2 separate regions of the Homo sapiens genome follow, and region 2 is linked to region 1. The links are chromatin loops, found by intact Hi-C in ENCODE. Cell type or tissue: ascending aorta. All regions are shown on one strand. Each heading gives the region's core, and the rest is flanking DNA. Links, peaks and the distances in the headings are about the cores only.

What was found. A loop is a pair of places that touch in the nucleus more often than their neighbours do. Peaks named below come from ENCODE experiments on the same cell type or tissue, not always from the same donor. Only the 100,000 strongest peaks of a DNase experiment are listed, where the experiment ranks them.
Region 2: a loop joins it to region 1, with 2.1 times the contacts of the local background. A loop is called at or near these places in 4 of 110 quality-filtered maps.

Annotation. Positions count from the first base shown.
Region 1 is chr5:16,879,480-16,894,790 of GRCh38, forward strand. All of the region lies in intron 1 of MYO10 (myosin X), which reads right to left. Among named protein-coding and RNA genes, the nearest start is that of MYO10, 49 kb to the right of the region's middle. In ascending aorta, for the core only: no CTCF peak of the experiment used is centred there; DNase peaks (open chromatin) are centred at 6,700 and 7,022; H3K27ac peaks cover 3,275 bases.
Region 2 is chr5:16,805,126-16,820,436 of GRCh38, forward strand. MYO10 (myosin X) reads right to left here. Exons shown (of 41, transcript NM_012334.3): 3 at 12,884-13,042. Among named protein-coding and RNA genes, the nearest start is that of MYO10, 120 kb to the right of the region's middle. RefSeq lists enhancers at 764-1,264, 1,265-1,765, 4,249-4,748. In ascending aorta, for the core only: no CTCF peak of the experiment used is centred there; a DNase peak (open chromatin) is centred at 8,046.

The DNA of each region.
Region 1 (15,311 bases), core at 3,544-11,543:
ATGTGCTAAGAAGTCTCAATGACATTATATTGAATACTAACCTTCTGTAAACTAGGAATCCTCTCAATTCCAAGAGGAAATTGCAGCTTGGAGCTTAAGACTTTGCCCAGTGCCACACAGCTAGTGACCTAGGCAGGTCTCTCCAAATTCCTAACCCCATGCTCTTCCCACACATCACACTGACTCCACTTGTCTCCTGAAAATAATTCATAAATAAATCAAAGGCACTCATAAATCAGCCAGCAATTAAAATCTAACAACACAGAGTCACCTTAAATGGCCTGTTATCACACGTAACTATTTGTTCTCTCTCATCTTCCTAGGAAGGAACATTTAAGACGACACAAAATCTGACGTAAAGGTTACTCCATTCCCTCAGTGCCCATGATAACACTGTTTAAAATCCACGAGCCAGAGGCCGGACGTGGTGGCTCACGCCTATAATCCCAGCACTTTCGAAGGCCGAGATGGGTAGATCACTTGAGGTCAGGAGTTTGAGACCAGCCTGGCCAACGTGGTAAAACCGCGTGTCTACCAAAAAAGTACAAAACTTAGCCAGACATGGTGGCGCATGCCTGTAATCCCAGCTTCTCAGGAGGCTGAGGCAGGAGAATTGCTTGAAACCAGGAGGCAGAGGTTACACTGAATTGAGATCGTGCCACTACGCTCCAGCCTGGGTGACAGAGTAAACTCTATCTCAAAAAATAAATAAATAAGTAAATAAAATCCACAAGCCAGGACCTCAAATGTTAACTGTTACTCGGGATCCATAGTTGTCACTCTTTGTTTGATGAATGAATCTGGGGCGGGCCAACAGGAATCCCCAGAAGGAGGTTCTACAAACATTTCTAAAATCACAGTGGCTGGAGATCCCAATATTGAGGTGGAACAGACTCCTTTCCCCACTGACCAACTCACAGAGTTCCCCGGAGAGTTATACGACTCTCCTAGTATCCCCTATTGTGACCTTATCTATAAGAGGCCCTCCCCATAGGCACTCATTTCCCTGGTACATGCTATGGAGATTCTAAGTTGTTTACTCCATTCATAGATCTTCAAAGATGCTCCAAACAGGAGTTTAAATCCTCTGCTATAAAGATGGAAAATAGCATCAAAAATGAATATTAAGTGCTCCTATATAAATCCTGAGGCCTGCCTATGTAAAGAACACACAGCACCAACAGGGGCCAGTACCTATTTGCACACAAGTCCCTCACCCCCTACTCTTGCTTCAGCCTGAGACACTGATAACACACATGAAGAATGAGACTTAACAACTGCCTGTCAGTCCTGATTTCTTTATTAGCAAACAGCTGCTTCCAAAAAGAACACTGACTTCAGGCATCTGCTACGACGCTGGTCTCTCAAATATCACTCCATACCCAAGCCACATTATTTGTAACATTCTAGAAAAAGATTTCAAGTGCCTGATGACTTTTTTCGGCCTCTCTTTAATTCACATGTCAGGGACTGCAATATTTGAAAGCTTTTAAATATACACCTCCCAACACACATACACGCCCATGCTCGCAGCAATGAAAATGTTCAAAGTGATATAAGGCAAGAACTTTTACTCATTAGGTTAAAATCAGGAAACAATAACTCCCAGTGTAACTCCAACCCAGAACCCCTAGTCCAAAGCTTTCTGTGTATTGTGACCATCACTAGCATTGTTTTCATTAAAAAGGATTTCACACACCTGTTTCCCAATCAAAATTGTCTATTTAGTAAGAATGAAATTGAGATTATGCAACATTATCAAATTAATATAAACTGTCAGCAGGATTAATATGTACCCTTTTGGCTTCCACAGGCCATCCAGAACATATTTTTTCACTCCAGCGTGCAGTTTCTTTGACTTAGCATCTCACTGTGGGTCTCTTTACCCTTTCGTTTGAAAGTACTACAAAAGCCCTTTGTTGACACAGTGCTTTATGATCAAATACACAGTTCAGCTCCTGCAGTCCAAAGGTCTTCTCCAACAGGTGTGAAGAACTGCTGATAAGCAACTTTTACAAAATCCAGCCCAGATTTCAAATCCACAGCCCATTGGCCAGTTTTCCTAGGTCTATCACAAACAGCTGTCTTCCACAGGTGGGAAGGGAAATGCATTCAAAACACCCCCTTTGTTCTTTGAAAAAGTATTAACTGGCAATTTTCATAGAATCGGAATTGCAAAGTTAAACTGCTGAAATAGGTATTTTTTACATAGATTGTTCCTGGTGCTTTCTCTGAGACCCCAATCTTTCTACTTCCACTCTATTAGAACACATGTGCCCAGGTCCGAAAGAGGCCACCCACAAGCATTTGAAAACAAAGTCACAGGCAGACATTTACCAGACCATCTAAGTTGGAGTGGGAAAGAAAAATTTGCCCACCGTATGCAAACTATTACATTCAGTCATTGTTAAATAAGGCTGATAATTTAATACATTATATAGGCAACCTAGCATATGGAAAAGGCTCACAATTTGATTAAAAAATTGCCTTTATAAGCAGGTGGAACAAGTTTGATCATAACATACACATTTTATTAAAACGTGGACAAGTTTGCATCTTAATTTCTGAGACAAATATGTGAGTGTTAATATAATGGCTAAAAATTTTTCTGTACATAATCACCAGAAATGTTTCTGCAATATAAAGCACTTATGCATAAATTCCTATCCCCCTTTGAACTTTAAAGCAATCCTATAAGACAGAGAGGCAATACCGTCCCTTTCTTCAAACGTAAGGTTCACAGAGGTTCCATTTTCTACTGCCAACAATGATTTCCTGGATATAATAAAAGGGGCTGACTTTATCAAATGTTGGTGAGGATGTAGAGAAACTGAGAATGTAAAATGGTACATCTGCTTTGGAAAATGGTTTGGCAATTTCTTAAAAAGCTAAACATAATCTTATCATATATGTCCCAACAATTTAACTCCTAGTTGTTTACTCAAAAAAAAATTTTTTTAAGTCTTGTGTGCAAATATTCATAGCAGCAATATTCTTACCAGCAAAAATACTGGAAACAATTCAAAGGTCTAGTAACTGGTATAGAGATACTCAGAATAAATCCATACAATGAGACTCCTCAGTTATTTAAATTAAAAAAAAAAATCACTGATACATTCACCAACAAAGATGGACCATACACATCATGGTAAGTGAAAGAAGCCAGATACAAAAGGCTACATATTGTGTGGTTCCGTTTATATGAAGTTTCTGGAAAAGGCAAATCCATAGACACAGACAATAGATGAATGGCTACCCAGAGCTGGGTGCGGGAGGGACAGTGACTGAGTGAAAAAGGTGGAAATCTGTCCTAACACTGCCCTGTGGTGATGGCTGCACAATTATATACATGTGCTGAAAATCATTCTACTGGGCACCTATAATGGGTGAATTTCTCTCTATGGAATTATAACTCAATAATATCAAATCATTTTTATTTATTTATTTTTTTTTTGAGACGGAGTCTCACTCTGTCACCCAGGCTGGAATGCAGTAGTGCAATCTCGGCTCACTGCAAGCTCTGCCTCCCAGGTTCACGCCATTCTCCTGCCTCAGCCTCCTGAGTAGCTGGGACTACAGGTGCCCACCACCACGCCTGGCTAATTTTTTGTATTTTTAGTAGAGACGAGGTTTCACCGTGTTAGCCAGGATGGTCTTGATCTCCTGACCTTGTGATCCACCCGCCTCGGCCTCCCAAAGTGCTGGGATTACAGGTGTGAGCCACCGCGCCCGGCCATCATTTTTAAAAAATTGTTTTCCCAGCCTACGTATTTCTCAAATGCACATGAACATTCTTAACCATTCCAGAGTAGGAAAGCCCAATCACATTTCTGTAACTGAGCAACAGAGGTGTTGAGAAACATATCAAAACCACCACAACCCCATAATGATGAAATTCAAGGGCCATGTTGAATTCATTAAGTCTCTGCTCTCCAGTAACATAGACTAGAGGGGCTAACAGACCACGCAGGAGACTTGCCCAAGCTAATCTAAGGATGAGGTTGTGATGGATTGTACCATGGTGTCATTGTGGACAATTATCCCCTTCCCTGGAAGAAAATCATAAAACCCTGGCCAACGGCCTCCTGCTTGGTGATACCTCCCCATCTGGCCCATTCATCACCTATTATCTATGACTCCTTCCCACTCCAATGGCAAAGTGAAGCTGCTGCACAAGGCCTAAAATATTGACACACAAAGTTGCTGACCTCTGCTTTAAGATAAAGAGGATAGTATCACCATCACAAATTTTAACCTCCTGTTGCCCTTTTAAAAACTATTACATTTCTCTTCTGATTTCAAAAATGATTTTCTTTCCTGAACTCTGATTGAAAAAATAAGTTTAAAAATAAGTTAGAGAAACAACCCTAAAAAGAGATGACAGTGGACTTTAAATACCATTCTGTACAGCATGTTCTAATTACAGGTTCACGAAAAAGAGAACATTCTTTAGCCAAACATACAACTTAGTCTCAGCCCCGGAACAGGGCACTGTGCCTGCTCATCTCCCACAGCTGTTTCTCTCGCCTATGTTAAGTACCTCAGTTCAGGATTCTCTGGCCACCTACATGACAAACTCAAAATTTGCTCTTGAAATGTGATCTGCTTTTTCCTTTTTAAAGATGCAGAGGGCTGGCACAGTGCCTCATGCCTGTAATCCCAGCACTCTGGGAGACCGAGGCAGGCGGATTACCCGAGCCCAAAAGTTTGAGACCAGCCTGGGCATCCTGGAGAGACCCTGTCTCTTATTTTAAAAATGCAAAAAATAAGCCAGGCGTGGTGGTGCATGCCTGTGGTCTCAGCTACTTGGGAGGCTGAGGTGGGAGGATCACCTGAGGCTGGGAAGTAAAGGGTACTGTGAGCCATGATTGCACCACCTCACTCCAGCCTGGGAGACTCTGTCTCCAAAAAATAAAAATAAAAAATAAAAAGACACAGAGGTCAAATAACTTTGTAATGCATAAGATAAATTAATATGGCTATTTAAATCTGCAGTAAATTCAACAGCCAAAAGAAAGTTTTCCTCTTTTTGCCTGCAATGACTCAGTGAAGAAGTCACCTGGTTTAGGAGATCTCTAATGTAGGGCCTAGGGAGTGGGGATATTGGTTCTTGATGAACTGCAGAAACGGGTTGTGAGCACCAAGGACTTAAGCAGCACTTTTTCTCCTGTTTTCGTCTTTTTTTTTTTTTCCTTCTGTTGGAAGTAGGAGTTATCTTTCCAACTTACCAGATGCTTTTTTTTTCTGATTCTTATTACTCAAAGACACATCAAAGCACACGTGGCTTTTATAACATGAAGTTGTAATACAAGTTTCTCCACCTCGGTGCTATTGACATTGTGGACTAGATGATTCTTTGTTGGGGACTGCAGGATCATTCTAGTTGAGAATCACTATTCTAGAGTAATACAGTGTTCTAGAGCCATGGCCAAACTGAAGGTGTTTACAAAACCATTCACTGTCAGTGACCTAGTTAATTGAAAGCAGACTCTGTTGTCTAAATCCCATGAACTTCAAAAATCCCAACAGATAAAGTATCGCTGGGGCAGACCTAATTTCTGGTATCATTAAAACCGGGTACACAGAGAATAGAGAAAGCAGCCTCTGCAGTCTAATTCAAATCCTTTGACAAACATAAGGAAAAGAGGAGCAGAGGCCGACAGGTGGGCAGTGGTGCTAGAAGAACACTCTTCCTCCTCTCTGTCCACTCTGCTTTTTTTTTTTTTTAAGGGAGAGCCGACTTTTAATGCAGATTATTGGAACCATGCAGACACAGCCTGTCCACTGTGCTCTTTAACCTCAGATGCTGTCTCAACTCCCAAATGCTTGCAAACCCCAGTGCAAAGCTTGTCAGAAAACTTAGCCATGTGCAGATAAGAATGGAGAGAAGAGCAAAGCAAGGTGCTCATCGGCCGGGCACAGTGGCTCATGCCTGTAATCCCTGCACTTTGGGAGGCCAAGGCAGGCGGATCACCTGAGGTCAGGAGTTCAAGACCAGCCTGGCCAACATGATGAAACTCCGTCTCTACTAAAAATGCAAAAAATTAGCTGGGCGCAGTGGTGGGTGCCTGTAATCCCAGCTACTTGGGAGGCTGGGCAGGAGAATCACTTGAACCCGGAGGACAGAGGTTGCAGTGAGCCAAGATCATACCACTGCACTCCAGCCCAGGCAACAGGGCAAGACTCTGTCTCAACAAAAACAACAAAAAAAAACGGCGGGGGTTGGGGGGTGGTGGCATCATCACAGGTATAAAATGAGTATGACAAATGCAGCGCTAACGCGAGCCACAAGGATGAGGGAGCACTGTGAGCTGGGGCACAACCCTAAGATTCAGAAATGAAGGGGAAGGTGAAATCTAAGACTTCTCCCCTGCAGAGACAGCCACCCTCAGCAGGGGACCTGAAGTGGTAGCAGCCAGTCCCCAAGCATCCCTGGACACCCAGGCATCCCCCATAGCAGTCGGTGGCCTTCATAGGTCCTTGCCATAGAGTACTCAAACAGAGTAGGGCACCCACGACAGCTAAATGAGTCCCTCTGACTCAATTCCTTGTCTTGAGACTACAGGGTTTTAAACCCGAAGCTGGCAATCATTTCTGAAGAACTGCATCCAATTCTACAGAGGAAAGCTTCAGTTCAGCCACGGCCATGTAGGCCCTGAAAGGAACACAGGCGGTTTTTAGGCTCAGGTCAAAGGATGCGGAGCTGAAGGAGATGGCAAGTCAAAGCTCCACCCTGACCAACTACAGAGGAAGGAAAAGTAATAAAGTGAGTCTCAAGAGAGAAACTTGGTGAGCACATAGTTGATAAAGTTGGAAATGTGTGGTTTGAGAGTCCCGAGTTTGTAATATTTTTCTTTGGGCTGGAGAACAATTATAGACGTTTGTTCTCTATATAGGCAACCGCAAGAACAACTGTCCCGTGCCCATCAGAGAGCTAATCCCAGGGGAAAATGTGTTCCTGACATTGTGCTTCAGAATTCCGACATAATTTCTTCTCAAAGGCGCTGCCAGAAGTGTTGGGTAACTCCCCAGACTGGCCTATTGCTGAAATGCTCTACATTTTTTGAAGGAATATATTTCAGCTATTTATAGCTTTCAGCTACATCATCATCGTCATCATCATTTCTCAAGCTTGCCTATGGGCTAAAAGATCATTTGTAACACTACTGCGGCTGGGCACAGTGGCTCCTGACTGTAATCCCAGCACTCTGGGAGGCTGAGGAAGGCGGATCACTTGAGATCAGGAGTTTGACACCATCCTGGTCAACATGGTGAAACCCCGCCTCTACTAAAAATACCAAAATTAGCTGGATGTGGTGGCACGGGCTTGTAATCTCAGCTACTTGGGAGTCTGAAGCATGAGAATCGCTTGAACCAGGGAGGCAGAGGTTCCAGTGAGCCAAGATCGTGCCACTGCACTCCAGCATGGGTGCCAGAGCGAGACTCCATCTCCAAAAAAAAAAAAAAAAACAAAGCAAAAACAAAAAAACACTATTGCCACTGAAGACCACAGTGTTCCAAATACTAATAAACACACCTAAAAAAAACACAGTAGGGTTGTAAACTGAGGCCTGCCTGTGCTCATTACCATAAAGTTCACAGACCAATTTGTCCCATGTTTTTGGTCCTTCCCAGCTCTCTAGTGCACCGGATGGGAAGGATCGAATAGCACCCACATTCCTTCCCCTTATCCTGCCCACAGTGTCAAACTCTGTCACCACTAGGAATAGCAGCTTTCATCCAGAGGATAACATGAAAAGTTTACGATAGTAAGAGGTGGAGAGGAAAAGAAAGCGGTAAAAGGTATCACCAACAATACACTAATCTTTGGTCAATGTTCCAAAGGAAAAGATACAAAGATTCACCGCCATCCCACACTTCCAATCAAAATCAAAACCAAAATGAACTATGCTAAATGGCAGGATGCCTCAATTATAAATGTGTGATTCTGTAAAGAGTTTATTCCCATAGTTATGGGTTCCAACTTGCCAACTGATTGAGTCCTGAGTTTTATTATTATTATTATTTTTAGATGGAGTCTAGCTCCGCCGCCCAGGCTGGAATGCAGTGGCATGATCTCGGCTTACTGAAATCTCTGCCTTCTGGGTTCAAGTGATTCTCCTACCTCAGCCTCCCAAGTAGCTGGGGCTACAGGTGCGCACCACCACACTGGGCTAATTTTTGTATTTTTAGTAGAGACTGGGTTTCACCATGTTGGCCAGGCTGGTATCAAACGACTGACCTCAGGTGATCCACCCACCTCAGCCTCCCAAAGTGCTGGGATTACAGACGTGAGCCACCATGTCTGGCCTCAGTCCTGAGTTTTATAATCTGATTTCCCCCACCTTCCTCACAATTCCTTAAAACACCTTTTCAGTTAATCTTTTAAACTACAGTGACCAGAAATAGTCCCAGAAACAATTTTTAACACTAAAAGAAATGAGACATCTCCAAATTGCTGAGAGTACCTCAAACATTGTAGGAATGTGACGATACAACAAATAAAAGTCAAATTTTTCCATCTATTAGTTAACCATCATTATGTAGCCAACACATATATGTTTATTAGAAAGTGGACCTAAAGAATCAGCCAACATGCCTAAAATAATTCATCCATCTGTAAATCGTTCCACCCACTCACCCATTCTTCCATCCCTCATACTTCCACAAGTCCATCCTTCCACCAAATATCTCCTAACACCCCCTCCCCAATCATATACCAGGCACTAGGAAAGAGTGGACGGCATGTAAAATAATTCTAGCTCTAGGCTGGGCATAGTGACTCACACCTGTAATCTCAACACTTTGGGAGTCCAAGGTGGGAGGATTACTTGAGCCTCAGAGTTCAAGACCACCCTAGGCAAGATGGTGAGACTTCATCTCTACAACATTTTTTTTAATTAAAAAATTACTCAAGACCAGCCTGACAAACATGGAGAAACCCCATCTCTACTAAAAATACAAAATTAGCTGGGTGTGGTGGTGCATGCCTGTAATCCCAGCTACTCAGGAGGCTGAGGCAGGAGAACTACTTGAACCCAGGAGGGAGAGGTTGTGGTGAGCCGAAATTGCGCCACTGCACTCCAGCCTGAACAACAAGAGCGAGACTCCGTCTCAAAAGGAAAAAAAAAATAGCCAGAGATACTCCCATAGTTGGGAGGCTAAGGCAGGAGGATCCCTTGAGCCCAGATGTTCGAGGATACAGTGAGCTCTGATCGTGCTACTGCACTCCAGCCTGAACAAGATAAGCCAAGACCCCCATCTCTTAAAAAAAAAAAGTAAAATTTGAATTAAATAAAATAGTTCTGGCTCTAAAAAGCACAGAGGTAAACTATGCCCACTCTAATGCCCTTCCTATCTGTTCTCTCTGTTCCATAGGGAATAATTACATAATATAAACAATAGGCCAGGCCAGGCAATGGTGACTCATGCCTGGAATCCCAGCACTTTTGAGAGGCTGAGGTGGGAGGATCGTTTGAGCTCAGAAGTTTGAGACTAGCCTGGGCAATATGGCAAAACCCTGTTTCTGCAAAAAACATAAAAATTAGCTGGGCATGGTGGCACATGCCTGTAGTCCCAACTACTCAGCAGGCTGAGGTGGGAGGATGGCTTAAGCCCAAGAGGCGGAGGTTGCAGTGAGGTGTGATTGTGCCTCTGCACTCCAGCCTGGGTGACAGGGCAAGACCCTGCCTCAAAATTTAAAAAAATTTAAAAAAAAAAAAAAAAAATCAGCCTGGCCAACATGGTGAAACCCCATCTCTATTAAAAATACAAAAATTAGCTAAGCATGGTGGTGGGTGCCTGTAATCCCAGGCAGTCGGGAGGCTGAGGCAGGAGAATTGCTTGAACCCAGGAGGCGGAGGTTGCGGTGAGCCGAGATCACGCCACTATACTCCAGCCTGGGCAACACAGCAAGACTCCATCAAGAAAGACAGAAAGACTGACAGAAAGAAGGAAGGAAAGGAAAGGAAAGAAGGAAGGGGAAGGGAAGAAAAGAAAGAAGGAAGGAAGGAAGGAAGGAAGGAAGGAAGGAAGGAAGGAAGGAAGGAAGGAAGGGCGGACGAAAGGAAGGAAAGGAAGGAAAGAAAGAAAGAAAACAGCAGAACAAGCCAAGAAAGACAAGTAAGTAAATGGAGCTAGGAGACACAGATTTTATAAAATGTATAAAACTGTCCCACTAAGAACTCTCAAAAACTAGTGGGAAATCCTGTTTTTAAAGCACACAAAACAAAACAGCTGGTTTAAGAACTGCATTCCACTCCTCTTGGTGGAAGCAGTAGGAGGTACAGGACAGAAAGGGCAATAAAAGACCAGCACAAGATGTTTGCACTCTGCGTGAAATCTGATACCAGACATCCTTACCTCCCATTTCCCAGTTTATTGTCCTTTCCTCCTCTTGATAAGAATCATTTTTGTGGGGAGAGGGGGAGAGAAATGCCTACAAATAAACAAACTGATAAGATTTTCTTAATGGAATCCCAGTTGTGTTCTGGCTACCATCTGTTTTCAGAAAAAATACACAAGTATGCTCAGAACAGGAGTTTGTTGTTACTTCATAAAAATGAACGACCCAAGAACACAGTGGGAAGAAAATAAACTTAAAACAGCCATTTGTCATTTCTGTTTCATACATATTAATTAATTCCTTTGCAGATTTCTATCACATATCGAAAACAAATTTTTTTTCACAAAATCATACTTCCTGGATTAAAAGGTACATAAAAGATAACCTAGTCCAATCAAAATGACACATAATGTGTTGGCAAGAATGTGGAGAAACTAGAACCCTCGTGCACTGCTGCTAAGAATGTGAAATGATGCAGCTGCTGTGGAAAACAGTTTGGCAGTTCCTCAAAAAGTAAAATATAGAGTTAACCATATGACCCAGAAATTCCACTGCTAGGTAAATACCCCAGAGACGTGAAAACATATGTCCACACGAAAACTTGTACACAAATGTTCATAGCAGCATTATGTGCAATAGCCTGAAAGCAGAAACAACCCTCATGTTCATCAACTAGTGAATGGATTTTTTTTTAATGTGGTCTATTCATACAATGGAATATTATTCAACTATAAGGTTGACGTGGTGGCTCACGCTTGTAATCCCAGAACTTTGGGAGGCCGGGGCAGGCAGATCACCTGAGGTCAGGAGTTCGAGACCAGCCTGGCCAACACGGAGAAACCCTATCTCCACTAAAAATACAAAAATTAGCCAGGTGTGGTGGCACATGCCTGTAACCCCAGCTACTCTGGAGGCTGAGACAGGAGAATCACTTGAACCCGAGAAGCAGAGGTTGCAGGGAGCCAAGATCATGCCACTGCATTCCAGCCTGGGCGGCAGAGCAAGACTCTGTCTCAAAAAATAAAATAAAATAAAAATGAACAGAGAACTGATACATGCTATAACATGGATGAGCCTAGAAAACACTATGCTAAGTAGAAGAAGGCAGTCACAAAGGACCACATGTTGTATGACTCCATTTATATGAAGAAGTTAAATCCATAGAGACAGAAAGTTGGTCAGGCACGGTGGCTCACATCTGTAATCCCAGTACTTTGGGAGGCCGATACAGGCGGATCACATGAGGTCAGGTGTTAGAGACCGGCCTGACTAACGTGGTGAAACCCAGTCTCCACTAAAACATAACATTAGAAAATTAGCCAGGCGCGGTAGCAGGTGCCTGTAATCCCAGCTACTTGAGGCTGAGGCAGGAGAATTGCTTGAACTCTTGAACTCAGGAGGCAGAGGTTGCAGGAAGTCAAGATTGTGCCATTGCACTCCAGCCTGGATGACAGAGTGAGACTCCGTCTTGAAAGAGAGAGAAAAGGAGAAGAGAAAAGGAAGGAAGGAAGGAAGGAAGGAAGGAAGGAAGGAAGGAAGGAAGGAAGGAAGGAAGGAGAGAGAGAGGAAGGAGGAAGGAGGGGCAGGCGGAGGGGAGAGGAGAAAAGAAAGCTCACTGGTGGTTGCCCGGGGCTGGGAGGAGGGGAGAATGGAGAGTGGCTGCTAACAGGTACGGAGTTTTGTGGGGGGTTTTCTGGAGTAGGAAAATGTGATAAAATTAGATAGTGATGATGGTTGTACAATCTTGTGAAGATACTAAAAACCACTGAATTATATACTTTAAATGGGTGAATGTCATGATGTGTGAATTATATCACAAATTAAAAGAGACAGGGAGGGAGAGACAACTATGCAGACAAATAGGTAGACTCACACCTGACCTCATTCACTCCCTGGAATCCGTTATCCCAACCACCATCTTCATTCTTGACCCTCCTTATTACATATGCAAGAAGGTCCTCTTTTCAGTTTGCACTAGTTTTTGTGGAGTTTCCATTATTTGCAAGTAAAGGAATATCAGCTCTCATTTTCATCACACACAAATGTTACAGGTTTCAGAAAACATCTAGAAAGCAGTTCACAAGCGAGACCTGTACAAATGTCTCTAATTTTTATATACTTTCTCTAGAACACCAAAACAAGTTATTTCAGTGCTTTGACTAGTATTTACATCATATTTATATCATTTGTATTATGGGAGGCAGAAATGGATTTTACTTGCTGTGGAATCCTCAGCACCTAGAACAGGGCCAGACTTATTGCTCCGTTGAATGGTAAATGCATCTACAGAAACCATGCTACCAAGAGAGAGAGGCAGGGCTGCTGGAAGGTTTCAGTATGAGGTTACAGAAATGGCACTGGGTGCTCCCCTAGAAGACAGGGACTCAAGCTCCAGCTCTTCTACCCATAGCTCAGCACAGTTATTCATTACTTGAGATCTCTCTGCACAAAATGAGTTGACACCTAGCTTATCTGATACATAACACAAAAAGATCACATGAGACGGCTAACCAAAATGCTTCAAGCCATGGGGTTGCCGGGCACGGTGGCTCACGACTGTAATCCCAGCATTGTGGGAGGCTAAGGAAGGCAGGTCACTTGAACTCAGGAGTTCAGGATCAGCCTGGGCAACATGGTGAGACCCCCGTCACTACAAAAAAATTCAAAAATTAGCTGGGCATGGTGGCATGCGCCTATAGTCCAAGCTACTTGGAAGGTTGAGGTGAGAGAGTCTCCTGAACCAAGGAGGCGGAAGTTACAGTGAGCCAAGACTGCGCCACTGCACTCCAGCCTGGGTGACAGAGCGAGAGCCTATCTCAAACACAAACAAACAAACAAAAGATGCCATAGGTCTTCAACCCAACAAAGCAGTACCTGTATTTGGGGTCTTGCTGCTGGCACCTTACTGGGTCACATCCAGATGGCTTTCAGCCCTCATATTGCTTTAATTTAACTCTCCTCTCAAGGCCTTGCTACAGAACCAAAGAATGCACAGGCCTCGTTCAACCAACGCACCACAGTTTCTCCAAACCAACAACATTACCAGCCCAGCTACTTTCCAGACACAAAACATTGAAAAAGAACTTACAGGCCAGGCACGGTGGCTCACACCTGTAATCCCACCACTTTGGGAGGCCGAGGCGGGCAGATCACGAGGTCAGGAGATCAAGACCATCCTGGCTAACACGGTGAAGCCCCATCTCTACTAAAAATACAAAAAAAATTAGCCGGGCGTGGTGGCGGGCGCCTGTAGTCCCAGCTACTCGGGAGGCTGAGGCAGGAGAATGGCTTGAACCTGGGAGGCGGAGTTTGCAGTGAGCCGAGATTGCGCCACTGCACTCCAGCCTGGGTGACACAGTGAGACTCTGTCTCAAAAAAAAAAAAAAAAAAAGAACTTACAATTACAAGCTACCCCCAACAGAAAAGCGATAAGGAGGCTGAAGAGGATGAGAAACATTTAAATGACATAAATGCCTCTTTGGTCCTCTTGACACTAAGATTTTGTCTATAGAAAATTATTTCTCTCCTGCTGGGCACCATGGCTCACGCCTGTAATCCCAGCACTTTTGAGAGGCTGAGCAGGCAGATCACCTGAGATCAGGAGTTTGAGACCAGCCTGGCCAACATGGCAAGACTCCATCTCTACTAAGAATACAAAAATTAGCCAGGTGTGGTGGTGCATGCCTGTAGTCCCAGCTACTCAGCAGGCTGAGGTGGGAGAATCGCTTGAACTCGGGAGGCAGAGGTTGCGGTGAGCTGAGATCGTGCCACCACACTCCAGCCTGGGTGAGGGAGTGAGACTCTGTCTCAAAAAAAAAAAAAAAAAAAGAAAATTATTTCCCTCCTACAGCAAAATTCATTTTCATTTCTCTCCATATTACACCTCCTGTTGGGTTCAACAGAGACTTTGGAACAGACTACACTGCTAAAAACATAAATAAATAAATAAATAAGTGGGGGCAGCACTTCTGATGGCCCTGTGACTAGCCCTAGTTATATCCCTCCGTCACTGTTACGTGCTGAAATTGGAGGGGACTCTTCTCCGAGGACACAGCCTCTCCCCAGCAGTGGGTGGGCACCAGGCAGCGAGGAGTGAGGGTACCCAGAGTGTGTGACAAGCCAGCCAGGCAGTGGAGTGCAGTGGGCTTAGTGGTGGCATTGTCATTAAGTTGTTAAGTAAACTTTTCATTTTAGAATAGTTTTAGATTTTCCAGACAAGTTGCAAAGATAATACAGGGAGTCCCTGTACACCTCTCACTCTGGTTCCTGTTCTTATATCTTACATAATGTGGACATTTATCACACTAAGGAACCGACACTGGCACCTTACCATGAACTCAATGCCACACTTCATTCAGAGTTCTCCAGTTTCCACCTAATGTCCTTTTTCCGTCCCAGGACCCCTTCTGGGACATTGGATGTAATCGTCATGCTCCTTCTTTGATAGCCTTGACGGTTTTGAGAAATGCTGGTCAGGTATTCTGTGAAACATCCCTCCTCTGTGGGCTGTCTGAAGTTTTTTTTCCTGGCTAGACCGAAGGATAGTGGTTTTTGATAATGGCTCTATCCAGGGGGCCAAACCGCCTGGACAGGAACCCTGGCTTTACCACATCTTAGCCATGTGGCCTTGGACAAATGAACCTCCACGGGCCTTCATTTCCTCATCGAATGTAGAGGAAAAGCAAATACAATCTACCTCCCAGGAACTGTGGGGATTAAAGAGGCTAACTCTGAGAAAGAAGGTGAGTGGATAATCAGAAATGCTTCATGGAAAGCAGAGGTGGCCACTGACGCATTTAACAACACAGATACTGTGCCAGAGATCCAGCGCAAAGATTAGTAAGGGACACGCCTCATTCCCAGATGCCTGCAGTCCAATGGGGATGAAGTGCAAACAGATCATTGAAACTTGACACCAGGAGGACTAATGTGGGGATACACAGAGGACTGGAGCCTGCGGTGTTGG
Region 2 (15,311 bases), core at 4,998-12,997, 73 kb before region 1:
GAGCTAGCTTGTTAAGTGTCAAGTGAAGCAAAGATAAAGTGTGGTAAGAAATTCTGGCTGGGTGCAGTGGCTCACACCTGTAATCCCAGCACTTTGGGAGGCCAAGGCCAGCAGATTACTTGAAGTCAGGAGTTCAAGACCAGCCTGGCCAACATGGTGAAACCCCGTCTCTACTAAAAATACAAAATTAGCCAGGCGTGGTGGCGGATGCCTGTAATCCCAGCTACTCGGGAGGCTGAGGCAGGAGAATCGCTTGAACCCAGGAAGCAGAGATTGCAGTGAACCATCATGGCACTGCACTCTAGCCCGGGCAACACAGTGAGACTCCATCTCAAAAAAAAAAAAAAAAAAAAAAGAAAAGAAAAAAAAGAAATCCTAAGGTCTATGAGACAACATTTGCCATGGGCTCACGTCATTTCTCACTCTATGAAAAGATATTGTTACCGCTCCACAAACGGCCATGATGATGCCATGCAGTTTAAGACTGTGGACACATGCAGCTCCCAAACACGAGGTGGGGCCACGTACCGGTTTCCTCATGTTGGATTTCAAATTCCACAAGAATAAATAAGCTGGTCGGTTTAATGGCTTTTCAGAAATAGGAAGTACATTCTATTTTGAAGCACATAAAAACATTTTCTTGTCAGAAAAGTTCCACATAACTCACCCCCAAAATACATTCCCTTGCCCATTTTAATAATTTGGAACAGCTGCAGCACAAATTGCTTAAAAATGTTGGAGAAGCTCACTTCATCTCTTCAATCTAAAATCTACCAAGTCAAGGTTTTCAAAAGGCCTAAGGGTATAACACCTAGTGTCAAATTTCACACCCCCAAAAAATCAAGTATCATTTGACTTCAGCATGCATATGTATATCAAAATATCATGTTGTGTATCTTAAATACAGCCAATAATTTTTTTTTAATCAAGTGTAACTGGCCGGGTGCAGTGGATCACGCCTATAATCCCAGCACTTTGGGAGGCTGAGGCAGGTGGGTCATTTGAGGTCAGGAGTTTGAGACCAGCCTGGCCAACATGGCAAAACCCCATCTCTATTACAATTTAAAAAAAAAAATTAGCTGGGCATGGTGGCGGGCACCTGTAATCCCAGCTACTGGGGATGCTGAGGTAGAAGAATCGGGAGGTGGAGGTTGCAGTGAGCCAGAGGTTGCAGTGAACCGAGATCACGCCACTGCACTCCAGCCTGGGCCACAGAGTAAGACTCTACCTCCAAAAAAAGGCCGGGTGCGACGGCTCACACCTGTGATCCCAGCACTTTGGGAGGCAGAGGCGGGCGGATCACGAGGTCAGGAGATCGAGACCACGTTAACACGGTGAAACCCCATCTCTACTAAAAATATAAAAAAATTAGCTGGGCGTGGTGGCGGGCGCCTACTACGTAGTCCCAGCTACTCAGGAGGCTGAGGCAGGAGAATGGCATGAACCCAGGAGGAGGAGCTTGCAGTGAGCCAAGATAGTGCCACTGCACTCCAACCTGGGCGACAGAGCAAGACTCCGTCTCAAAAAAAAAAAAAATCAAGTATAACTGAGAAAACTTAAAGTGACTCAGTGGCCTCATACAGGATGCTTATAGAGACCAAGGGACCCAGGTTGGATATCACAATCCCAATGCAGAAATAACTCATCTAAACAGCATGGTTTGGTCAAGTCAGAAGACACCAAGTCCACAGCCCTGAAGAACCTCCCCTGGCACTGCTTCACTCCCCCGGGACTAAGATTCTGATCAGTAACAACAAGGGATCCTCTGTTACCCCACATGACCGCTATGTGCTACAGAAATCAGAGGTATGTATCATCGCTATTGTTAATGAAAATAAAACCACAATGCTTTTCGTCATGTAGTCCTGAAAAGCTGGATGTAGAAGATACAATTTGAAATGCACTGGGGAAATGGGTTATTTAAAGTCTGTGCTATGGCAGCTAAAGGGAAGAGTTGTTAAGAAGTGAGATCCATTATCCAGATTTATTTCGTACTCACCATCCCCCCGTTTCCTTCTCTCTCAAACACCTCGGCTAAATACGGCAGTGACTTACTTCCTAAATCTTTATCTTGAGTGCAACTTCAGCTGTAAGTTACAGATCCATATGTTCAGTGGTCCACTGGCTCAAGCTCAACAGACATGGCTAACCTCCCCCAAACACCTGTTACTTCACACATAGTGACAACTTGACAAATGGCACCACAGCCTACCCAAATGAGTAATCCAGTAATCCTACAGAAATTCAGCTTACTTGGCCCCCAAACCCAGTTAAACACTTAGCATCTACCTCTCGGTATCTCACACAGTAACCCCTCCTAACTGGAAGCCCCTCCTTTCTCATCCACCACCCTGTGACCAAGTGACGCTTCCCCAAAACGCATGCTTAAAGTTATCCCCTACAGCTTTCATGAGTCCGTTCAAGCTCACTGAGTTGCACAGAGCCATTCCTTCCTCCATTGCTCTCGACCGCCTTGCCAGCCAGCAGCATGCAACCTTTGTTCTGGCATCTAGAATGTCCTGCGTTGGATATTAAATAACAATGCATCACAATATTTCCGTCTTTCCACATGATGATCTGCTGCCAGGACAGCTATCCTCCTTCTTGGCCAAATTCCTCTACATATGCTCAAAACTCAGGCCAACTATTAATAGCACCTCAGTGAGGAATCATTTTCTGACCCTCTCATCCCCTCCTCATTGTGACGCTCCTTCTTTGTGTTCCCATGTATTTTTATCACACCCATTGTCACCCTGAGCTATTGTTCATCGTTTGCCTGTGTCTGTCTTCACTAATCAATTAGGGACCTTTCATTTACTCAGTCTTTCAACAAGCCATTCCTGTAAGCCAGAGTCATTCTGCATCCCTGGAGCCTAACACAGAGCCTGGTACCCAGGCAGGGCGGCATCAGCATCGATATGCTGAGGACACATGATTTCACCACCAATCCACCAAATAAATTCATGTTTTAACTGTCTTCTAGTGCTTTATGCCCACTATCTTCTACATAACCCAATTGTCTGATGTTGTCCAATTAAACAATTAGAAACATTTCAGCCACGTGTAGTGACTCATGCCTGTAATCCCAGCACTTTAGGAAGCCCAGGTGGGAGGATCGCTTGAGGCCAGAAATTTGAGACCAACCTGAGCAACACGACAAGCCTCCATCTCTACAAAAAATTTTAAAAATACAAAAAATTAGCTGGCTGTGGTGGCACGCACCCATAGTCGCAGCTACTTGGGAAGCTGAGGTAGGAGGACTGCTTGAGCCCAGGAGTTGGAGGCTGTGGTGAGCTATGATCGCACCACTACACTCCAGCCTGGGCAAAAGAGTGAGGTCTAAATAATAATAAATAAAAATAAAAAATAAACACTTAGAAACAATTTTTTAAAAATCGTGAAGCATTCAAGTTTGTTGAAAATTAAACCATCTCAAGAGACAAGCTGTTAACTGAAGTCAAGGTCTTCAAGGTAGAGGCTGGCATTTCCATTTCACCTGAGTGACTTTCTGACTAAAATTCTCTCCTGATTGAAAGGAATGTATCTTTTTTATTATTATTATTTTTGAGACAGTCTCACTCTATTGCATAGGCTGGAGTGCAGTGGCACAATCTCGGCTCACTGCAACCTTCTCCTCCCAGGTTCAAGCGATTCTCCTGCCTCAGCCTCCCAAGTAGCTGGGACTACAGGCACCCGCCACCACGCCTGGCTAATTTTTGTATTTTTAGTAGAGATGGGGTTTCACCATGTTGGCCAGGCTGGTCTCAAACTCCTGACCTTGTGATCAGCCTGCCTCGGCCTCCCAAAGTGCTGGGATTACAGGCATGAGCCACCACGCCCAGCCTTGAAAGGAATCTAAACCCAAAGAGAGACAAGGAAGAAAAAAAAAAATCACAAAAAAACAAGTTTCAAATTGCCACTCTCATGTGCTGATGTGGAAGCGGCCACTCCGGAGCATAAATGTTTGGTAAAGTTTTAAAATACATATAGTCAGACAGATGGTTACAATCATCTTTTGGCTACGAGTCTTGATTTCATGTGGAAAAAAAAAAAAGCCAAAAAAACCCAGAAAGTCCTGACTGTGTTCATCTGCCCCAAGTGTGTTCAAACTGCACTGCGTTCATCTGTCCCAAGGGCACCCCAATGCCAAGGCAGTGCTAACCAACCAACCACGCGGCCTTCAGGCCACGCTGCCTCCGTGAGAGGCGCGCTGTGACTTGACTCGAGCCTTGGAAAGGGATGTAAACAAGCCAACCAAGTCTACCTTGGGAAGACTCAACTCAAGAAAATGAAACACAGATTTCAATTTGCAAGATTCCCAAACAGTCCAGTCCACGGCAGGGTATGCCCAGCCTTCACATGGCAAGCAGGCCGTGACTTCCCTGCAGGTGAACTCTGTTCAACCGGCTGCTAAAATCAATAGGCCTTTCTCTGGCTGATGCCTGCTAACACATTTTGCCTGACAGATGCAGGCTTCAAAGTTAATTCAGAAGCAACATCAAACACATTTGCAGATTTGGGCTGGAATGCCACCTAACCAAAGGAGGATATTTTTGAAACATCTAAAAATACATTAGCTGTGAAGCATAGTTCGTGCTTACTGAAGCATTTATCTTTAGAAACAGCCCCATTTCTTAAAATTGGCTCCTTTGATTCTGATCTCTGTGCTGTTTGTTCGGCAAGACAAACAAACTAACCAAAAGGCTGGGTGGAACAGGGAAGAGCTTCCTCTGGAGCCAGCCTCAACACCATAATTGCAGGCGACCGCTGAAGTTCCCTGCAGCTCTCCCCGTGATGTGGTTTTGAGCCATTCCTTAGAGACTGGGAGAGGAGTCTCCTCTGCGCAACTGACCCAGAGCTCCACAATCCCTGTAATGAAGAGAATGTGCTTCTCTTCCATTCAGCAGGAAACAAAACTGCCACGCCTCGGAACCTGGCAGCCCTTCCACTCTGGCCACTGAGCTTGCCTTCGGTGCAACAGAAACCTCTCCTGCTCTTGTCAACACTGTGCTTAGATGCTGGGTACATAATAATTTGAGATGATCCAGGGCCAGAGAGCACAGGAAGACAGAAAACAGGCACCTAAAAAACACTTGTTCTCACTCTGCTCAGGAGCTTCCAGGACGGTGCCACGTTTTCACAGCCACAGCACTTGACAAGACCGGGAGACAGTGACATGGAGCCTCTTCCATCACCTCCCTCCCTACAGTCCCCATGACTTTTCTCCCATCTCTACCCTGGTCTAAAACCCTCAGCCCTCCCCTACTGAATTACTGCAACACGCCCTCAGCCCATCTGTCCTTTCTCATCTCAGCCATATCACTTCCCTCTTAAATCTTCTGAAATTTTTCTTAGAGAAATTCTCCTTTCAGAAACCTTTAAACAGACTGGGTGCAGTGGCTCATGCCTATAAATCCCAGCACTTTGGGAGGTCAAGGTGGGAGGATGGCTTGAGGTCAAGAGTTCAAGATCATCCTGGACAACATAGCAAGATCCCAGTCTTGACAAAAATTTAAAAATTAGCCAGGCGTGGTGGTGCGTGCCTGTAGTCCCAGCTGCTCTAGAGGCTGACCTGGGAGGTCAAGGCTGCAAAGAACTATGATCACACCATTGCACTCCAGCCTGGGTGACAGAGCGGGATCCTGTCTCTAAAACAAAATAAAGGCCAGGTGCAGTGGCTCACGTCTGTAATCCCAACACTTTGAGAGGCCAAGGCGGGTGGATCTCCCGAGGTCAGTTCGAGACCAGCCTGGCCAACGTGGTGAAACCCTGTATCTACAAAAAAATACAAAAATTAGCCGGGTGTGGTGGCGGATGCCTGTAATCCCAGCTACTCAGGAGACTGAGGCAGAAGAATTGCTTGAACCCAGGAGGCAGAGGTTGCAGTGAGCCGACATGGCACCACTGCACTCCAGCCTGGGCGAAAGAGCAAGACTCTGTCTCAAAAAAAAAAAAAAAAACAAAAAGAAAACTTTAACAAATATAGTGGGGTCTGTGTACCATCAGCCCCAAACTTTCCAGGTGAGCTGATGGTAAGTGGGGGGGGGATGTTCTGGCACCACTGACATCTTAGGCCAGATGACTCTGGGGCTGCCCCAGGCACTCCGGGATGTTTCTCAGCATCCCTGGCCTCTACTCAGTAAATGCCAGTAGCGTCGCTTGACCGTAGCTATGAGACCAAAAATGTCTTTTAGATATTACAAAATGTCCCCACGGCAGAATCATCCTAGGTGGGGAACCAATGGTTTAAGGCTTCTAACCTCAGGCTGCCCATCCCACCTAATTTCTGCACATTCCCCAGCCAGCATCTGATTCCATGAGCAAAGACAGCCTTCTCCCGCTGCGATGAGGCCGCATCAAGCTCACTCTCAGCTCTCCATCTTCATGTATGGTGTTCACTGGCCTTTCCTTCTCATCAGTTCTTTTCTTTTTCTCTTTTGTTGAGACAGGGTCTTGCTCTGTTGCCCAGGCTGGAGTACAGTGACACAATCTCGGCTCACTGCTGCCTCAACCTCCCCGGCTCAGGCAATCCTCCCACCCCAGCTTCCTGAGTAGAAGGGACTACAGGGGCACGCCACCACGGCTGGCTAATTTTTGCAATCTTTTGTAGAGATGGGACTTCGCCAAATTGCCCAGGCTTGTCTTGAACTCATGGGCTCAAGCGATCCTCCCGCCTCAGCCTCCCAAAGAGCTGGGATTACAAGCATGAGCCACCATGCCAGGCTTTCTACTCAACCCTGATTGATCTCATGCCTTTGTAGCGTCACCACCACCACCACCTCCATAGGGCTTCCTGAGCCACACATAGGTTATGTCTCTGTACCACAAACACATACCCTGCTCCTCCTCTCCTTAGCGGGTATTTGCCCTTGCCAGGTCTTAGCAGGCGGTGACAGGAGATGAAGAAGTCTAGGCCCTCATCAGACCCATTCCAAGGAAGGGGACAATCAGGAGAGAGCCAACCCCCTCTCCTCAAGGCAGCAAACCCATAGCCAAGAGGTTCAGGGTGGAAACCTGGGGCCCCTGGCTGGGAACTGGGAGCAGAGCAGGGCTCTAGTCTTGAAGTGGCCAGAGGAAGGATAAGATTGATGAGGGGAAGTCTCAGGCAGGAAGAGCCTGGGGTTCCAGGAAGAGAATCTAACAGGGGCATAGAAGGCCGGGCTTCTGCACAGGCAGTTACAGCCAGCGCAGAGGGGCTCTAACCCAGGCACTGCAGCTTAAACCACGCAGTCCAGACCTATGGACACTGGCATCAAACTCGGTACGGCCTCTGTCCCCTCAGCGACAAGCCTGGGACAGGAATGCACCCACAGGAATAGCTAAAGGGCCCAGCGGTAAGGTTCAGGGGCTTCATAAGCACACTCAAACCCAAGCCTGTGTCATCATCACATAACCCTCAATGACAGGACTTCAGCTATCCAAGGCCATGTGCTGTGAGCTGGCCTTGGTGTTATCTCCCCACTAAATTGCAAGCTTTGAGGCTAGGGATGATGCTGTAAACTTCTTCCAAATCCCCCTTAAAATGGAGCCAAGTTCGAGGCAGGAACTTTCTAAATAAACACTTGTTGCTATGAGATGGCTAAGATGGAGACAAAGGTACAAAGGTTAAAGTTCCCAGAGCTTTCACTTCTTTTACTTTAAAACATCCCTGTTAAGAGGGATTATGATATCTGACCTTTGAAAACACGTTTATTTTAAAAACTGGTGTTCAGAAAGATTCAATTATCAATACGGAGCCAAAGAGGAGGTTAGTGAAGAAAAGGGAAGATCAACTCTAACTTGACTATTCTGGGTGCTTTTATTTTTTTTTTTTTTTTATCACTTTCTACCCCATTTCAATAGAAGATGCCAAAAGCTACAATAAAAAAATATTTTCCTGGTTTCTGACAAAGTTCTCAGATAAAAAGACCAGTCCCCAAGGAGAAAAAGCTAACATTACTCCTTAGCAAAGAATGGCAGCCTCTCTACCTGGCGATGAGCCACTTGCCAGCAACCCATGGAACCTGACAGCTCAGAACAGAAAGTCAACAAATAATGAAACATCCAGACGCCAGCAGGGGGAAAATGCCACAGGAGTCCCTCCTCAATGATATGACTCAAAGGAGAGTACCTGGCTGGATGCGGAGGCTCATGCCTGTCATCCCAACACGTTGGAAGGCCCAGGAGGGAGGATCACTTGAGCCCAGGAGTTCAAGACCAGCCTGTGCAACATAGCAATGTTTTATAAATTTAAAAAAATTAAAAAAACTTAAAAATTAACCAAGTGCAGTGGCTCACACCTATAGTCCTATATATTATATACTGTAGTACTATATATATACTCAGGCGAGAGGATCACTGGAGCCCAGGAGTGAGTTAGAGGCTGCAGGGAACAGCGATCATGTCACTGCATTCCAGCCCAGGAGACAAAGTGAGACCCTGGCTCTAAAAAAAAAAAAAAACCAACAACAACAAAAAAAGGAGGACACGTATGGTGGGCAGAATAATGGCTCCTCCCGCAAAGACATCCATCCACACTCATCCCAGAGCCTGTGACTAGATAATGTCACATGGCAAAGGGGCTCTGCACAGGTGATTATGGTTATGAAGCCTGAGATGGGGAGATCATCCAGGGAGGCCCAATCTAATCATGTGAGGCCTTAAAAGCAGACAGCCTTTCTTGGCTGCAGTCAGAGAGAGAGAAAGAAGACAGTGGAGGAGAAGGAGGAAAGATTTGAAGCCATGAGAGGGAAACAATACATGGTTACTGGCACTGAAGATGAAGAAAGGGAGCCACAGATCAGGAGACCAGGGAATGTGAGCGGCCTCTAGAAGCTGGGAACAGCCCTCAGGTGACAGTCAGCAAGAAAACAAGGACCTCAGTCCTCCAACTGCAAGTAACTGAATTCAGCCAACGACACAATGAGCAGGAAACGGATCCTCCTCTAGAGCATCTGGAAACAGACGCAGCCCTGCTGACCCTTTGATTTCTGCTGGTGAGACTTATGGGACTTTCAACCTACAGAACTGTAATCTTCATTTATTTATTTTTTCCTGAGACGGAGTCTCGCTCTGTCACCCAGGCTGGAGGGCAGTGCGCGATCTCGGCTCACTGCAAGCTCCGCCTCCCGGGTTCACGCCATTTTCCTGCCTCAGCCTCCCGAGTACCTAGGACTACAGGCGCCCGCCACCACACCCGGCTAATTTTTTTGTACTTTTTTTTTTAGTGGAGACGGGGTTTCACCATGTTAGCCAGGATGGTCTCGATCTCCTGACCTCGTGATCCGCCCGCCTCGGCCTCCCAAAGTGCTGGGATTACAGGCGTGAGCCACTGTGCCTGGCCGTTTTGTTTTTTTAAGTTGGTACACTTATGGTAACTGGTTATCCAGCAAAAGAAAACTAATGCAACATCTCTGGAACAATTCAAGTCATTTTATTTTTTTTCTCTTTTAAAGATATAGACAGGCATTGCTCCGAGCCAGGATCAAATGTGGAGAAGCAGTGGCTGTTCTGACAGGTGGCGGTCTTGTCTCGATGTGAGCGGAGTCCAACAGACGCTGACATCTCCGGTGAATGGCTTCAATGATAATTTTAAAAAATCATGGTGGCTGCTTTATGGATAATATACAATTTTGCAAGCCTCAAACGGAAGGTCTACAATGGCATAATTAACTGAACTGAACTGCAAATTGGATGCACAAAAATCCTACGGGTTTCCCCTTAGAAAGGAAGAATATGACCTTATTCCAAGACCAAGATCTTATTCATAGTATGTATTGGCAATTTAGCTGTCAGGTTTAACATTATTATCATGAAAAGAGGAAAATAAATAAAAAACTTTTTAAAAGGGTCTGCCTTTTAAACCCTTGTGTAGTTTTTTTTTCCTTCTAATTTACTTACTTTTTCTTGACTATTGAAAATGTACAATAACAACTTGTGTCTAGGTGGGCATGCTGGCACGTGCCTGTAATCCCAGGTACTCAGGAGGCTAAGGCAGGAGGATCACTTTAGCTCAGGAGTTTGAGTCTAGCCTGGGCAACATAGCAAGACACTATTACAAAAAAAAACAAACTTGTGTTTTTTCTCTAATGACAGCAAAGTATGAGTTTCAAAATATAGATTGAGCATCCCTTGTGTGAAATGCCTGGGACACAAAGTGTTGTGGATTTCAATATTTTTTGGATTTTGGAATATTTGCATACTATGTACTGGTTAAGCATAATTTAAGTTAAATTCAAAATCCAAAATATTCCCAATGAGCATTTCCTTTCAGCAACACATCAGCATGCAAAATGTCTTGGATTTTGAAGCATTGTGGATTTGGAGTTTTTGGATTAGGTATATTCAACCTATCTGCACCTACAAGAGACATACACCAATAAAAAATTTTAAAATCCAGGTTCACATTTTATCAACTACAAGACTTTGTAATATGAATGGCATTTATTTTATAAACATTTATTGCACAACTACCAGGTGCCTGGCAGTGTCCTTGGTTCCAGGAAGACAAAATAAGTCCTTGACAAACCTAGCAAAGAAACTGCTATGTAAACAAATAGTTACACGACAGTGTCAAATATTTAATAATAACAACACACGCACAGTGCAGCGGTCATGTGGATACCTATGCAGTGGTATTCTATGGGAAAGAGGTGGTTCACTGGTCATCTACAAGGGGATCTTTGAGATGAGAACAGAGAAATAAATGCACATTATGCCAGCTCATGCAAAACACAGAATGCATCGCCACTTTCACACCAACAGGTATAAACATTACCTTTTCTGAACATATGGAAAATATTTTAATCTAAAGACAGGACAAGCTAGCTCAGCAAGTCAGAGGAAGACAGCATGATTGAATTTCTCTGGACAGGGCTGTTTGAAAACATTTGGCAAACATTAGGTCGATTTGACAAAAATGACACTTTCACAGTGTAAAAAAAAAAAAAAAAAAAGGGCGGGGCACAGTGGCTCATGCCTGTAATCCCAGCACTTTGGGAGGCCGAGGCGGGCGGATCACAAGGTCAGGAGATCGAGACCATCCTGACCAACATGGTGACCTTGTCTCTACTGAAAATACAAAAATTAGCTGGGCGTGGTAGCACACGCCTGTAGTCCCAGCTACTCGGGAGGCTGAGGCAGGAGAATCACTTGAACCCAGGAGGCGGAGCCTGCAGTGAGCCAAGATAGTGCCAGTGCACTCCAGCCTGGTGACAGAGTGAGACTCTGTCTCAAAAAAAAAAAAAAAAGGCAAATACACTCTTTTTTTTTTTAACTGAGGAAAATTTAGCAGTTTAAACCCATAAATATATAATTCTTTCTCTTTCCCAGCTCCTTTCTCAGTCTAAGGGTAGATAAATTGGAAGAACCTGAATATTAAGCATGCCTTGAGTTTCAATTAGCACCTACTATCCATTTTAAGGCTGATTTTTCTTTTTTTTTTTTTTGAGATGGAGTCTTGCTGTCGCCTGGTTGGAGTGCAGTGGTGCGATCTTAGCTCACTGCAAACTCCGCCTCCCAGGTTCAAGCGATTCTCCTGCCTCAGGCTCCCGAGTAGCTGGGATTACAGGCACACGCCACCACGCCCAGCTAATTTTTGTATTTTTAGTAGAGACGGGGATTCACCATGTTGGCCAGGATGGTCCGATCTCTTGATCTCGTGATCCGCCCGTCTCAGCCTCCCAAAGTGCTGGGATTACAGGCGTGAGCCACCGCACCTGGCCTTTTTTTTCTGAGACAGAGTTTCGCTCTGTCACCCAGGCCGGAGTGCAGTGGCGCGATCTTGGCTCACTGCAACCTCTGCCTCCCGGGTTCAAGCAATTCTCCTGCCTCAGCCTCCTGAGTAGCCGGGATTACAGGCATGTGCCACCATGCCCAGCTAGTTTTTGTATTTTTAGTAGAGATGGGATTTCACCATGTTCGTCAGGCTTGTCTCAAACTCCAGACCTCGTGATCCGCCCACCTCGGCCTCACAAAGTGCTGGGATTACAGGTGTGAGCCACAGCACCTGGCAAAGGCTAATTTATTATTAATCATAATCACAAACATATTGGCAAAGAAATGTAACTCCTAAAGAATAAAAATGACTAAAAGATCAAGAGTTTTTAAAGTATTATAATTTTGGCTTAAAAACTATATAAATTTGAGCTGGACAAGAGAAATAAACATACATAACCAGTTGCCTTTAGTTTCCTATAAAGACTTGCAAACAGGCAGATGGAAAAGGGGAGAAAATCTGCAGGTCAACTGATCTTGACAGATAATGCAGTATCTGTACTTTCACGTCAAAAATTTATAACAAGTGATTCTTAAATATCACTTTATAATACAGGTATAGTCACATTTCATAGAAGTTGAGAGAAAAATGTGCATGACCACTTTTTATGTATTTCTCCATTCAAAATAGCAAACAGGAATCCCACAACTTAGAAAGATGGGTTCCCTTGAATGCAAGTTATCACCCTAGGGTGGGCTTCAGAGCCAGAAAAATGACTGAAAATCCACAGAAAGAGAAAAATCCAGAAAAGACAGCTTAAGCTCAAGTACTCATGTCCACAAGTCAACATTTTCCCTCGGTCAGTCTACAACTCCATGACTTCTTTCCGTGGCAGAACACTTAGAAACTGAACACAACACAGCGTATTCACAAGCAGCAAGGTCAAACTACCTCGATGTGCAGAAGGCCCTTCCACAGAAAGTAAATCCCCACTAATAAAACCTAGGCAATAAACTCTAGGAAAACATGATTTTTGACCCAAGTTTCTAATGTGGCAAATCCCTTGAAAACATAATTTTACTTAGATTAACAAGAATTCTCAAAAGGCAAGAAATACTCTCTGAAAACAAAAATAAGCATTCACTCAAACGTGAGGATCTTTTTAAAGGAATTACAAGTGGAACTTACATATATTTGATTTCTCTTATACCGCTGGAATAAGTTATACATGATGGAGCCGCCATGGAGCTCTGTCAAGGACGCCATGTCATCCACGCCCTCCTCGTTCGTGGGGTGCATAGCAGTCACCTTCTGGTGGGTAATTGTGCTCTGCTTGTAAGTGAATACCTGAGGGAGGGAGAGGAATTCAATTATTTCATTATCAGCAGTAAGTGATTTTTCACACAAGTTTCCCAAACTGACAATACAATCTCAGTATAATTTCAGGAAAAAGATTCTAAATTGGACAATCAAAAATATATCGCAAAAATCTCTTTCATTTTATGTCACCTATCTCTCTCTCTCTCTCTGTGTGTGTATGTATGTGTGTGTGTGTGTGTGCGTGTGTGTGTGTGTGTGTGTGTGTGTGTGTATATATATATATATACACATATCTTTGTTGTTGTTGTTGTTTTGAGGCATGATTTCACTCTGTTACTCAGGCTGGAGTGCAGTGGCATGATTACAGCTCACCGCAGCCTCCACCTCTGAGACTCAAGTGATCCTCCCACCTCAGCCTCCCGAGCTGGGACTACAGGCATGTGCCACCAGCCAGCTAATTTTTGCATTTTTTTTTTTTTTAGATACAGGGTTTTGTCATGTTGCCCAGGCTGGTCTCAAACCCCTGGGCTCAAGCAATCCACCTGTCTTGGCCCCCCAGAAGTGCTGGGATTACAGGCATGAGCCACAGAGCCCAGCTGTCACCTATATATTTCTAAAAGAAGCAATTATTTTGACCATTGCTATTAGATGTTCCTAAAAGATATTAGTTCAAGTATGAACCATCTTTTGGGAATCACAGAAATTATAAACTTATAGTTCACTTCTCTGCATTATTTCTCCATTTGATATAAATCAGTAACAATTAAGAAACTTTCTAAGTTTTAGAAAGTAATTTGGTTTCCCTATATAATGTTTCATATTGAATCACATAATTTCAAAGCTTTATAATAGTTATTCCATTTAATTATTAATTTAAGTACTTTAAATATGGTATACGTTCATATTGATTAAATAGTCTATATATCTTTTCAAAGACTGGAACGCATCATCACAGGAATGTTTAGAAAATCTCCTTGGACAATATTCCCTTTCAACCAGGATATATAGCATTTGTGTACTCTCTCGGCAGAACAAATGCATTCTGATTTAAAATAAAATTGGTTTTTTTGTTTGCTCAAGAACCTATCTTCTTTAAAATTCCAAAAACAGCAATGAGCGCTACAGACATGTTATAGCATGTACATAAGGTGACTCTGGTACCGTCAGATTGCTGAATTTGCATGGATTTCTAATGTCTACTCAGTGCTCTTCGTCCTAAGTGATTTGGTTCAGGATTAACCACATCACATTAAGCTCCATCTGTTGACCAAAGCTTGACCAGCTTTACAAACTCAAGCAATAACAAAATCATTTGATTGCGGAGTTCCACTCTGTATTTACTCATTTACTAGAGTTGGTAGTTTTTAAATACTTGGATTACAATCCTCCTTTAAGTAAAATAAAAACATCAAGAGATTTAAAAAAAAAAGGATGTTAAATAACATGAAAAGTGCTCAGCCTTCAGACACGCACAAACTGGCATGTGCATGTGTGCACACAAAACAATTTTCTGCAATCATATGTGTGGAATGTTTTTATTGGAGAGGCTATTTTTAGATACTGACTGGCTGCCTACATGGCAACAAATGGTATGTTATTGCAAAGGAGAATGACACACTAAGAAATGCAAAAGTACCAATCCAATGGTTTTTTTTCATGAGCCATGACAAATGGCATGTTTCATTTTTCTAGAGAAAAATTACAACTTCAGCAGTAGCATTTCTGCCACATGAACCACTAGAGTTGGTCAAGCCAGTCCTGAGAAACTGCTCGAGGCCAAGATAGGGACCCACCCGTCTCTTATGAAGAAAAGCCACTGTCCCCAGCTGCTTCCTGGGCTCAGACATCCACCAGGAGAGGAGACAGTCCTAGTGGCCCCATCTCATGGTAAGGTGGCCAACCCTGCCACATGAGCCCCACAGGGCTGGCAGAGGCCTGGGGCCACCTAGGGAGCAGGGTAGAAGTGCTTCGCACCCAGAAGGCACAAGGACATTCAAGAGTGAAGAAACATGTAGACCCTTCATTTTAAGTCATCAACACCATGGAAGAAAGTTAAGAAACAGAAACTTAGGCCAGAGTCAAAGCAGCCTTGGGGCAACCTAGAAATTCCCAGAAGTTAAATAGCTAGAATGCCCTGCCTTCCCCTAGCACGCCACATCCCCATGATGCCAATCCAGGCACATTTTCAGAAGAGCTACAACCAGACAGGTACTTGCGTCTTCCAAAGAAAAGTGCCGACCAGGGTGGGGCAGAAACAGAACTTGCCTGCTGGTCAACTCTCGGCCAACCAAGTAGT